Regions from separate parts of the Homo sapiens genome. Here region 1 is linked to region 2. The links are chromatin loops, found by intact Hi-C in ENCODE. Cell type or tissue: transverse colon. All regions are shown on one strand. Each heading gives the region's core, and the rest is flanking DNA. Links, peaks and the distances in the headings are about the cores only. Region 1 overlaps TCF12 (transcription factor 12). Region 2 has its middle 6.1 kb from the start of LINC01413.

Region 1 (2,500 bases), core at 1-2,500, 160 kb after region 2:
AGATTGAGCATTCCATTTAATAGCCACTATTGGTAGATAAGTTACATTTCTTTTTAATTTCTTAGCGATTGCCCTCAGTTTACAATATACATCTTTAACAGATGTTAAATCCTTCCTCCCATCTTTTAGATTACTGTTACATATTTTATAAAACCGACAATATAATGTACTAATTTTGCTTTAGACAGTTATTTCACAGTGTAATTTAAAAGGATGAAACGTATGTCTTTTATATTTACTTTCATTATTACCATTTCTGGAGCTCTCATTTCTTTGTATAGATCATGGGTTGGCACACTATGACTCATGGCCTGCTTCCTGTTTTTGTAAATAAAGTTTTACTGGAAAACAGCCATGCTCACTTGTTTATGTACTGTTCATAGTTGCTTTTGTGCTACAATGGCAGAGTTGAGTAGTTGTGACAGAAACTGTCTGACCCACAAAGCCTAAAATATGTAATATCTGGCTCTCTATGAAAAAAGTTTGCGGAGTCTTGGTGCAGATCCAAGTTTCTGTCTGGAGTGACATTCCCCCTGCTTGAAGAACTTACTCCAGCAGTTATTGTAGTCTGCTGGGAATGGATTTTCTCAGATTTTCATATATCTAGAAGTCTTTATCCTCTTTTTTAAGAAAATATTTTCAACAGATAAATAATTCCGGGTTGACACAGTTTTAAAAATTGTAATACATTAGAGATATCACTATCATCTTGCCTGCAAAGTTTCTGAAGAGAAGTCTGCTGTAGTTTATCTTTGTTGTTCTATACATGATGTGTTTTTTTTTCTGCCTCTGGTTGTCTTCAAGATTTTCTCATCTTTGGTTTTCAGCACTTTAAATATGTCTAAGGGAATATGTGTGGTGTGTGTGTGTGTGTGGAGGGGAGTTCTTGTTGTTTCTTAAGTCTTGCATCTATGGTTTGATGTCTTTCATTGCTTTTGGGAAATTCTTGGCCATTATCTCTTCAAATATTTCTTCTGCATTATTATTTATCCCTCTCATTCTGAAACTTTAAGCATACACATATTAGACTGATACTGTCCTGCAGCTCTGATCTTTTTTCATTTTTTTTCTCTTTGTGTTTTAGTTTGGATAATTTATACTGGCCTATATTCAAGTTCACCCATTTCTTCAGCAACTGGGTTGTCTACTGATGACCACAAAGGAATTATTTACCTCTGTTTTTTTTTTTATTACTACCATTTCAACTTGACTCATTATTTCCATCTATCAGCTAAATTCCCCATTAATTCATGCATGCTATGTTTCCCACTAGATCCTTTCAATATCTTAGCCAGAGCTATTTTCAAATCTTTGTCTGATAGTTCCAATAACAGGGCCACCTCTGAGCCTTGTTTTGTTAACTGTTTTGCCTCGATAGTTCCAATAACAGGGCCACCTCTGAGTCTTGTTTTGTTAACTGTTTTGCCTCTTGAAAGTATTTGTTTTGTTTTTCTCTTGCTTATGTGTGTGACTTATAATTTTGATGGATGCAGGATACTGTGGGTAGAACAGTAGTATATTTAGGCCTGGAAGTGGGTATGCCTCTTTCCATATAAGGACTTTAGAGTGAGAAATTCAGACAATCAGTTAGGAGTTTAGCTTGGTGTGACTGTTGCTGTGATGACTCTGAGTTTACCAGAGGCTTCCACTCCCTCTAGTGATCACCTGTTGTGCCTAGTGTTTAGCACGTGGCTGGGGTGCTGTAAAACTTTTCTGTTAGTATTTCATCCTCAGCTTATAACAGATGCTATAAACCTGTGCTTGAGAGTGGGTCTGTCCTCAAGCTTTTGCCCCTGCCCCAGTGGCAGACTGCTATTGCTTAGTACTCCTTAGGCTTGTGACGGAGGTAGTTCTCTGCTGTTTTAGTTCAGCCTCAGTACTTACAGAAACTGTGTGCTTGGGCCTCTTTGAAGGGTTCAAAAAAGTTAAAAGTTTGTAGTTTATCAGGCTTTTTTTTTTTTTGAGACAGAGTCTCATTGTCGCCAGGGTGGAGTGCAGTGGCACAGTGGCATGATCTCGGCTCACTGCAACCTCCACCTCCTGGGTTCAAACGATTCTCCTGCCTCAGCCTCCCAAGGAGCTGGGACTACATGCATGCGCCACCACACCCAGCTAATTTTTGTATTTTTAGTAGAGACAGGGTTTCACCATGTTGGCCAGGCTGGTCTCGATCTCTTGATCTCATGATCTGTCCTCCTTGGCCTCTCAACGTGCTGAGATTACAGGCGTGAGCCACCGTGCCTGGCCAAAAGCAGCATTCTTTATAGTTTTCCACACCCTAGATAGAAGCTGGAGGTCCTCTGATCTTCATTTTGGATAGTTTCTGTTTCTATGCCTACAAATTCACTGATTTTTTTTCTTCTGAAGTGAATAAGCTGCAGTTAATATCATCCAGTGTATTTTTCATTTCAGATACTGTATTTTTCTTCTCTCTAAAAATGACATTTAGGGGGCTGGGTGTGGTGGCTCACACATATAATCCCAGCAACTCAGGGGACGA
Region 2 (7,904 bases), core at 3,235-5,734:
GAGATTCACCCATAGACCAAGCAGGAGAACATAGCTTCTGCTGGTGGATCCTACGACTGCCAGAATGTTGGCTGTAACTTAAAGCCAAGGAGGGTGGCTTTAAGGCTTGGAAGGAATAGGCTCCCTCTTCAACGACCCTGGGAGAAGAAAGAGGGAGATGAGCCAAGGACTGGGGTCAGCAAGAAGTCCCACACCCTGGCAGGGCCTAGGAGAGGGTTCCCTGGAGCAGAGGGAAGTGACAGCAGGGGCACCCCCAGAAATGACTTGTTCCAGAAATGACACCAAGTCCTTTCTGGGGATGACCCCGCTGACTTGGGCCTGCAAAGGGTAAGGCAGGGCTGAGGCCACCCTGGCATGCATGTGGCGACAGGCAAGTGGAGGGCAAGCATGAAGTGCCACTTCAGGCCCAGGAAGGCCAATGGGCAGGGGCTTTTGGTCAGTGTGTCCCATGCACACGGTGAGTAAAGAAGGGATTTCCTGCTTCCAAATGAGGTGAGGTTCTGACTTCAATGACCAGGAACTTACACGTTGATTAATCCTAAATTATTTTTTTCTGTTTTAATACAGTTTATTTTTTAGAGCAGTTTTAAATTCACAGTAAAATTGAGCAGAAAATACGGAGATTCCCCACATCCTCCCTGAGCCCATGCATGCTTCGCAGCCCTCATTATTAACACTCCCACCAGAGCGGTACATTTGTTGCAAATGGTGAACCTACACTGACACGTTATAATCACTCAGAGTCCACTGTCACTCAGTTTACATTAGGGTTCACTCTTGGTGTTGCGTAGTCTATGGGTTTGCACCCATTTCTAATATGTGTCCACCAGTATAGTAATATACACCGTAGTTCCAAAATATACAGAGAACTTACAACTCAAGAATCCAGCCCGGGCAACAGAAGGAGACCTCATCTCTACAAAAAATAAAAAATTAGCAAGGCATGGTGGCGCATGCCTGTAGTCCCAGTTACTTGAGAGGCTGAGGTGGGAGGATAGCTTGAGCTCAGGAGGTCAAGTCTGCAGCGAGCTGTGATTATGCCACTGCACTCCAGCCTGGGTGACAGAGCAAGACCCCATCTCAAAACAAAAACAAAAACTCAACAATGAGAAAACAGACAACGTGATTTTACAGTGGACCAGAGACCTTTATAGACGCCTCACCAAAGAAGTTATACAGATGCAAAATAAACATGAAAAGATGCTCCACATCATATGTTACAGGGAAATGCAAATTAAAACACCAATGCCACTGCACACCTATGAGAACAGCCAAAATCCAGAACACCAACAACATCCAGTGCTGGTGAGGATGTGAGGCAACAGGAGCTCTCATTCATTGCTGATGAGAATGCAGCCACTGTGGAAGACAGTTGGGAAGTATCTCACAAAACTAAGCATACTCCTACCATCCCATCCAGCAATCACACTCCTTGGTATTTACTCAAATGGGTTAAAAACTTATATCCATGCAAAAACCCGCCCATGAATGTTTATAGCAACTTTATTCATGATTGCTGAAACTTGGAAGCAACCGAGATGTCCTTGTGCAACCAAGATGTAGGTGACTGGATATATAAACTGTGGTACACCCAGGCAACGAAATATTGTTCAGCACTAAAGAGGAGCTACCAAGCCATGACAAGACGTGGAGGAAACTTATTGTCAAGTGAAATAAGCCCATCTGAAAAGGCTACGGAATGTATGATTCCAACTAGATGACATTCTGGAAAAGACAACACTATGGAGACAGTAAAAAGATCAGTGGTCGCCAGGGCTTAGCGGGAGGGAAGGATGAGTAGGTCTGCAACACAGAAGATTTTTAGGATACTGAGTTCCTTTTTTATTTTATTTTATTTATTTTTGAGACAGAGTTTCTCTCTTGTTGCCTAGGCTGGAGTGCAATGACACGATCTCAGCTCATTGCAACCTCTGCCTCCAGGGTTCAGCGATTCTCCTGCCTCAGCCTCCCGAGTAGCTGGGATTACAGGCGCCTGACACCATGCCTGGCTAATTTTTCTATTTTTAGTAGAGACAGGAGTTTTGCCATGTGGGCCAGGCTGGTCTCGAACTCTTGACCTCAGGCATTCTGCCCGCCTTGGCCTCCCAAAGTGCTAGGATTACAGGTGTGAGCCACCATGCCTGACCGTGAGTTCCTTTTTTAAAAGATGAAATGCTACAGCCCAAATGCCCATCAGTGGATGCATGGATAAACCAAATGAGACATCGCCATACAATTATTCGGTCACAAAAAAGAATGAAGTATTTACACATGCTACAGCTCGAATAAGCCTCAAAAACATGGGGCTGAGTGCAATAAGCCTGACCAGAAAAGGTCACATATTGTATGATTCCATGTATATGAAATATCCAGAAGAGGCAAATCCATACAAACAAAAAGCAGATTCGTGTTGGCCAGGACCCCAGGGAAGGAGGGGATGGGGAAGTAACTGCTTAATGGGTGTAGCATTTTCATTTGGGGTGATGAAAATATTTTGAAATGTGATACAAGCGGAATGTCCTAAATTCACAATGTTAACATTCAACATCATGAATGTCATTAAATCCCACTGAATTGTACACTTTAAAATGATTAATTTTGGCCAGGTGCAGTGGCTCACACTTCTAATCCCAACACTTTGAGAAGCTGAAGTGGGAGGATTGCTTGAGCCTAGGAGTTCAAGGCCAGCCTGGGCAATGTAGGACCCCATGTCTAGAACAAATTAAAAAATTAGCCGGGGGTGGTGGTGCATATCTATAGTCCCAGCTACTCAGGAGGCTGAGGCAGGAGGATCACTTGAACCTGGGAAGTTGAGGCTACGATGAGCGATGATCATGCCACTGTGCTCCAGCCAGGGTGACAGAGTAAGACCCTGTCTCAAATAAAATAAAATAAAATGGTTAATGTTAGGCCAAGGCAAGAGGATCACTTGAGGCCAAGAGCCCAAGACCAGCCTGGGCCACAAATCGAGATCCCATCTCTATGAAAAGTTTAAAAAACTAGCTGGGTGCATCTGTAGTCCTAGCCACTTGGAGTCTGAGGCAGCAGGATCGCTTGAGTCTGGGAGGTCAAGGTTACAATGAGCTATGATCGCTTCACTGCACTCCAGTCTGGGCGACAGAGAAAGACCTTCTCTTTAAAAAAATAAAAGAAATAGGCCGGACGCGGTGGCTCACCCCTGTAATCCCAGGACTTTGGGAGGCCAAGGTGGGCGGATCACTTGAGGTCAGGACTTAGAGACCAGCCTGACCAATGTGATGAAACCCTGTCTCTACTAAAAATACAAAAATTAGCGAGGCATGGTGGCGGGCACCTGTAATCCCAGCTACTCGGGAGGCTGAGGCAGGAGAATTGCTTGAACCCGAGAGGCAGAGGTTGCAGTGAGCCGAGATCACGCCATTGCACTCCAGCCTGGGCAACAAGAGCAAAACTCCATCTCAAATAAATAAGCAAATAAATAAATAAAAGAAATAAAAGAAAAAATGGTCAATTTTATGACTTTATATTATGTACATTTCACCTCAATTTTTTTTAAAGTTTGCACGTTTAAAAAGCAAGATGAAATGCTGTGAGGGATTCTTCGACCACAGTTCAGCTCCTCAGGAAGGCAGGACTTACTCTCCCAGCTGCTGGGCGCTACCCACAGACAGGCCACAGCTGTCAGCGCCTTCCCTTCCCTCCCTTCTCCTCCCCTCGTGTCCCCTCGCCTCCCCTCCTCTTCCCAGGTGTGGACCCCAAGAATTAGCTCTGATCTTCCCAGGTGTTGACCCCAAGAATTCACCCTAAAGAAACCTCTTTCGTGCCAACCTCCCTCTCTGAGATGGCTTTCTGGGGACCCCTGCACTGCAATCCCATATGTGAAAGCTTTATGTACACATGCAAATAGTGGGATCATAATCTTACTGCCTGGGGACCGGAGGCCAGAATGTACTCTTTGTCCTCACGTAGGACAGACTGCAAGGGCCCCGGTGCCTCTGGTGTTTCTGTTTTTATCATATGAGGAGCAGGTTTGCAGAGTAGGCCCTGTTGTAGCATTTTGGTTTCGCAGTTGCTTTGGAATGCTGCCAGGACAGGGCCTCCGACAGTGGGGAGCTCTGGAAAGACATTCACCCAACCACTCTGATCCCCCAGGTTACTCGTTCCAAGGCTTTTAAAAATAGAAGTGTGAAAACCATTTAATTGCCAAGACACTGTAAGGTTCTGGCTTCTATGGCCATGGCCAAGTTGGAAATGCAGCCTTGGAGATGCATGTGGAAAACAAGTGCTTGTTTTTCCCCCTCGCCTCTGACTCAGATGTGGCAGTCACACTCAGTGAATGTCATCTCGTTCCCAGGCCAAGAGTCATGTGCTGGGCAGTGGTCACTGGACCATTGGTGTGGCAAAGAGGTCGGCTCTTGGTACTGTAATTACACCTGGCGGCGGGGGTTTCCGAAGCAGCCTCTCCTTCCACCTTTGAGCCCAATGAACTGGGCTAGAGATGGGAGTGGCAGAGCTCAGGCCTTGGGAACTCAGGCAAGCCATGCAATCAGGGCCTCAACATTTCTGCCGTCTTATCTTCAAAACGCAAACATCAGAACCGCCTATTTCCACAGGTCCAAGCAAGTGTTTTGAAAAAGCATTTTAAGAGCCTGGGATAAAGAAGGATAACATATCAAGAATGTTCTTAAATGCAGCAAATTGAAATGTGTGATATTTTGCAGAATCAGGCTTGACGTTTACTTTGGTGGAAATTATGAGGGCAGAGTAGGCTGAGCACATGATGATGTAAACAAGATGTCGCTGTAGAGGAGAAGGAACAGGCTTTTCCAAAGCTACAAAAAGCTTTCATTTCCGTCTAGTAATTGATAAGTTCATGATAAACCATTTTCATGACTTCATTAAAGATCCCGAAGGAGTTGTCCACCTGAAACTTATCTCGCCTAAATTTCCACATGCGCTGGAAATAATAAAACTGTTTCATTTAAAAGATATAATTCAGATTGCATTTTACTAATTTGGTGAGGCTTCCTCCACTTAAGAGAGATTGTAGTTGATGAAACACCACATCAGTTATGTAAAATATTAAGACATTGATGATGTGGAAACAATATAAGTGATATTATGTTGAAGGACAGTTGACTCAGTTTTGTTGATGGAGTGCAATGCCAACACCAGCTGGTGTCAGCTTCCCAACGGGTGCCACAGTGACCACACTGAACGGCTAGGCCACCAGAGGTGGGGAAGTGTCTCCAGGAAGAGCTGCCGGGATGGGAGGCGGATCCCACTAAGCCTAACCTGGATTCTGGGTATAGCTGTGTCTGATAATTTCTGCGCCATCAGCCTCCAGCAAAACATTTGCTGTTTTGTGTGGGAAAGAAAGGAAGCAATAAGAAGTGTGTTTTGGGGCTGGGCGCAGTGGCTCACACTGTAATCCCAGCACTTTGGGAGGCCAAGGCAGGTGGATCACTCGAGGTCAGGAGTTCAAGACCAGCCTAGCCAACATGGCGAAACCCTGTCTCTATTAAAAATGCAAAAAATAGCCAGGCATGGTGGTGAGCACCTGTGATCCCAGCTACTCAGGGGGGGTGAGGCAAGAGAATCACTTGAACCTGGGAGGTGGAGATTGCAGTGAGCTGAGATCACGCCACTGTGCTCCAGCCTGGGCGACACAGTGAGACTATCTCAAAAAAAAAAAAAGTGTATTTGGGGTGAAGGTGCCTGGGAGCAGAGGTGAGAGAGGTGAGGAGCGGAAAGAGCTGTGTGGAGCCTGTTTCCCAGCATGGCCCCAGGAGCTAAGTCTTTCCCCAGCAGAGAACAGCCTAGTGGCCATTTTCACAAGCGTCTTGGTGAAGTACAGAGCACAAGTCGAGGCTCCAGGCCTCAGTGAGATAGCAGGACACGGACTGGAGAGCGGCCCTCATAGACGCATGTGGAGCACAGTGTGACCACAGGGGCACTGAAGCAATTACGGCACCGTTTAGCTACTTGTGAGGTTTGCTCTGAGAGGACACAGAGCTGGAGGCAGCACCTCAGAGAAGCCATGGCAGTGAGGGGACAGCACTCGTGTGTCCTTCATCATCAACACACACACACACACACACACACACACACACACACACACACACACATCACCCCAAGGCTCCAGTGGGAGGCTATGAAAGGACTGGGAGTGGGGCCCGCGAGACTGCATCTGGAGGTTCCCAGGAGGGCCTGGATGCGTTTATGGGGAGCCTCCGTGGTTCTGGGTTTTGCGAGTAAAGGGGGTCGATGAGGGAATGAATGCCCACAGAACTCTGTGGCTATGAACTTGACTAGCATTGTCCTGGCTTTGGTGGGAAGGTGAGACTGGGAAAAACAAGGCAGATGCAAATCCCGAAAAGCAGGCTTGAGATTCTATGGCTAAAATCCCCAGAAAGACTTCCGGCTTGTTCCAGGCACTTTCCGGGAAGAGGACCGGGCAAGAGAAGAGTTTGTAGTTCACATTGTTAGCAAAGGCAAGGCAGCCATGAGCACGTCTCACTCCGAGTTTAAACTCCTCGTTCAGGGTAGTTTTGGGGATATTGTTATTCTGCGCAAGTAACTCTGGGCTAAATGGCAATCAGGGTGGGATTTAGTGTTCCTCCAAAGCCCGCTCTGCATCTGGAGGTCTACGCAGAGAGGTTTGCTTTGAAGGAGATGACACAGCTGCACTGTCTCCCGTCTCCCTCTTCTTCTACCCCCAGGAAAAATGTGGGCCAGGACTCGTCTTAGGGTGTTAAGACAGAGCCAAAAGGATCACCGCCAAAATGGATAAGATTAAAAAGTGATCCTCCAGCTCCTTCCTATTTTACTAGCAGGATAATCGATGGGCTCGGCACAGAGACCTGACACTGCAGTGAGAGAGGGTGGCACCAGCTTGAATGATGCAAGCAGCATTTTATCGTAAAAAAAAATTTTTAAATTTGCAGTTCACTTTGAAATACAGGAAGTAATTCTTTTTCAGAAAGATTCATCTTCCCCACTTTGTCCTCTTAGTCTTTTTGAATGAACATGACTACTTTGAGCAGGTACCAGCCAGATGAGCACGGCAAGAAAGTTGGGGGCCGAGGTAGGGGGTGTTGTAGGGGGGCCTGTGGGAGGTTAGCCTCTTTCCAAGAATGTTCAACCCAAGGACTGGATAAGCCTAGACCGGGTTTGTACAAGATTTCCCCATTGAACAGCATCCTCCACGGGGTTCCCCATAAACTCTATTTATGAATCTAGAGCTGCAGTTATTGAATAATTATTGGAACATAGATCAGAATTTTTGGTTAAAAAAAGGCAGGTAAGGGCCAGGCATGGTGGCTCACGCCTGTAATCCCAGCACTTTGGGAGGCCAAGGCGGGTGGATCACGAAGTCGGGAGATCGAGACCATCCTGGCTAACACGGTGAAACCCCGTCTCTACTAAAAATACAAAAAATTAGCTGGGCGTGGTGGTGGGCACCTGTAGTCCCAGCTACTCGGGAGGCTGAGGAAGGAGAATGGCGTGAACCAGGGAGGCGGAGCTTGCAATGAGTGGAGATCGCACCACTGCACTCCAGCCTGGGCGATGGAGCGAGACTCTGTCTCACAAAAAAAAAAAAAAAAAAAAGGTAGGTAAGGTCAGGGTAGAGACACAGTGGGTTAGAGAGCCCTAGGGGATGGGGTGCTGCTGGTTTCTACTGTAAACCTTGAGTTCAAAAAAGTATCCATGAGTGTAGATCAAGGGGCTCTAAGTCCTTCCCGTTGACAAGAACTATTTGCAAGGGCAGACCAAGCAGATCCACTCACGGGGACCCCTCTCCCCCAGCAGCACCTCCATGCTGTGCAGGTCTCAGCAGCGCTTTGTTAGCAACCTCGGTCCCACCATCCTGGTCTGCAGCCCTCTCAGCTCTGTCTCACTGTTGCTTGTCGGATTGTCACCCC

The links. Peaks named below come from ENCODE experiments on the same cell type or tissue, not always from the same donor. Only the 100,000 strongest peaks of a DNase experiment are listed, where the experiment ranks them.
Region 1: it touches region 2 in a loop (5-fold over the local background); 96 of 110 quality-filtered maps call a loop at or near these places.

The regions. Positions count from the first base shown.
Region 1 is chr15:57,151,232-57,153,731 of GRCh38, reverse strand. All of the region lies in intron 5 of TCF12 (transcription factor 12), which reads right to left. Among named protein-coding and RNA genes, the nearest start is that of SNORD13D, 130 kb to the left of the region's middle. In transverse colon, for the core only: no CTCF peak of the experiment used is centred there; no DNase peak of the experiment used is centred there.
Region 2 is chr15:57,309,055-57,316,958 of GRCh38, reverse strand. No RefSeq gene overlaps it. Among named protein-coding and RNA genes, the nearest start is that of LINC01413, 6.1 kb to the left of the region's middle. In transverse colon, for the core only: a CTCF peak has its summit at 4,374; a DNase peak (open chromatin) is centred at 4,428; H3K27ac peaks cover 2,300 bases.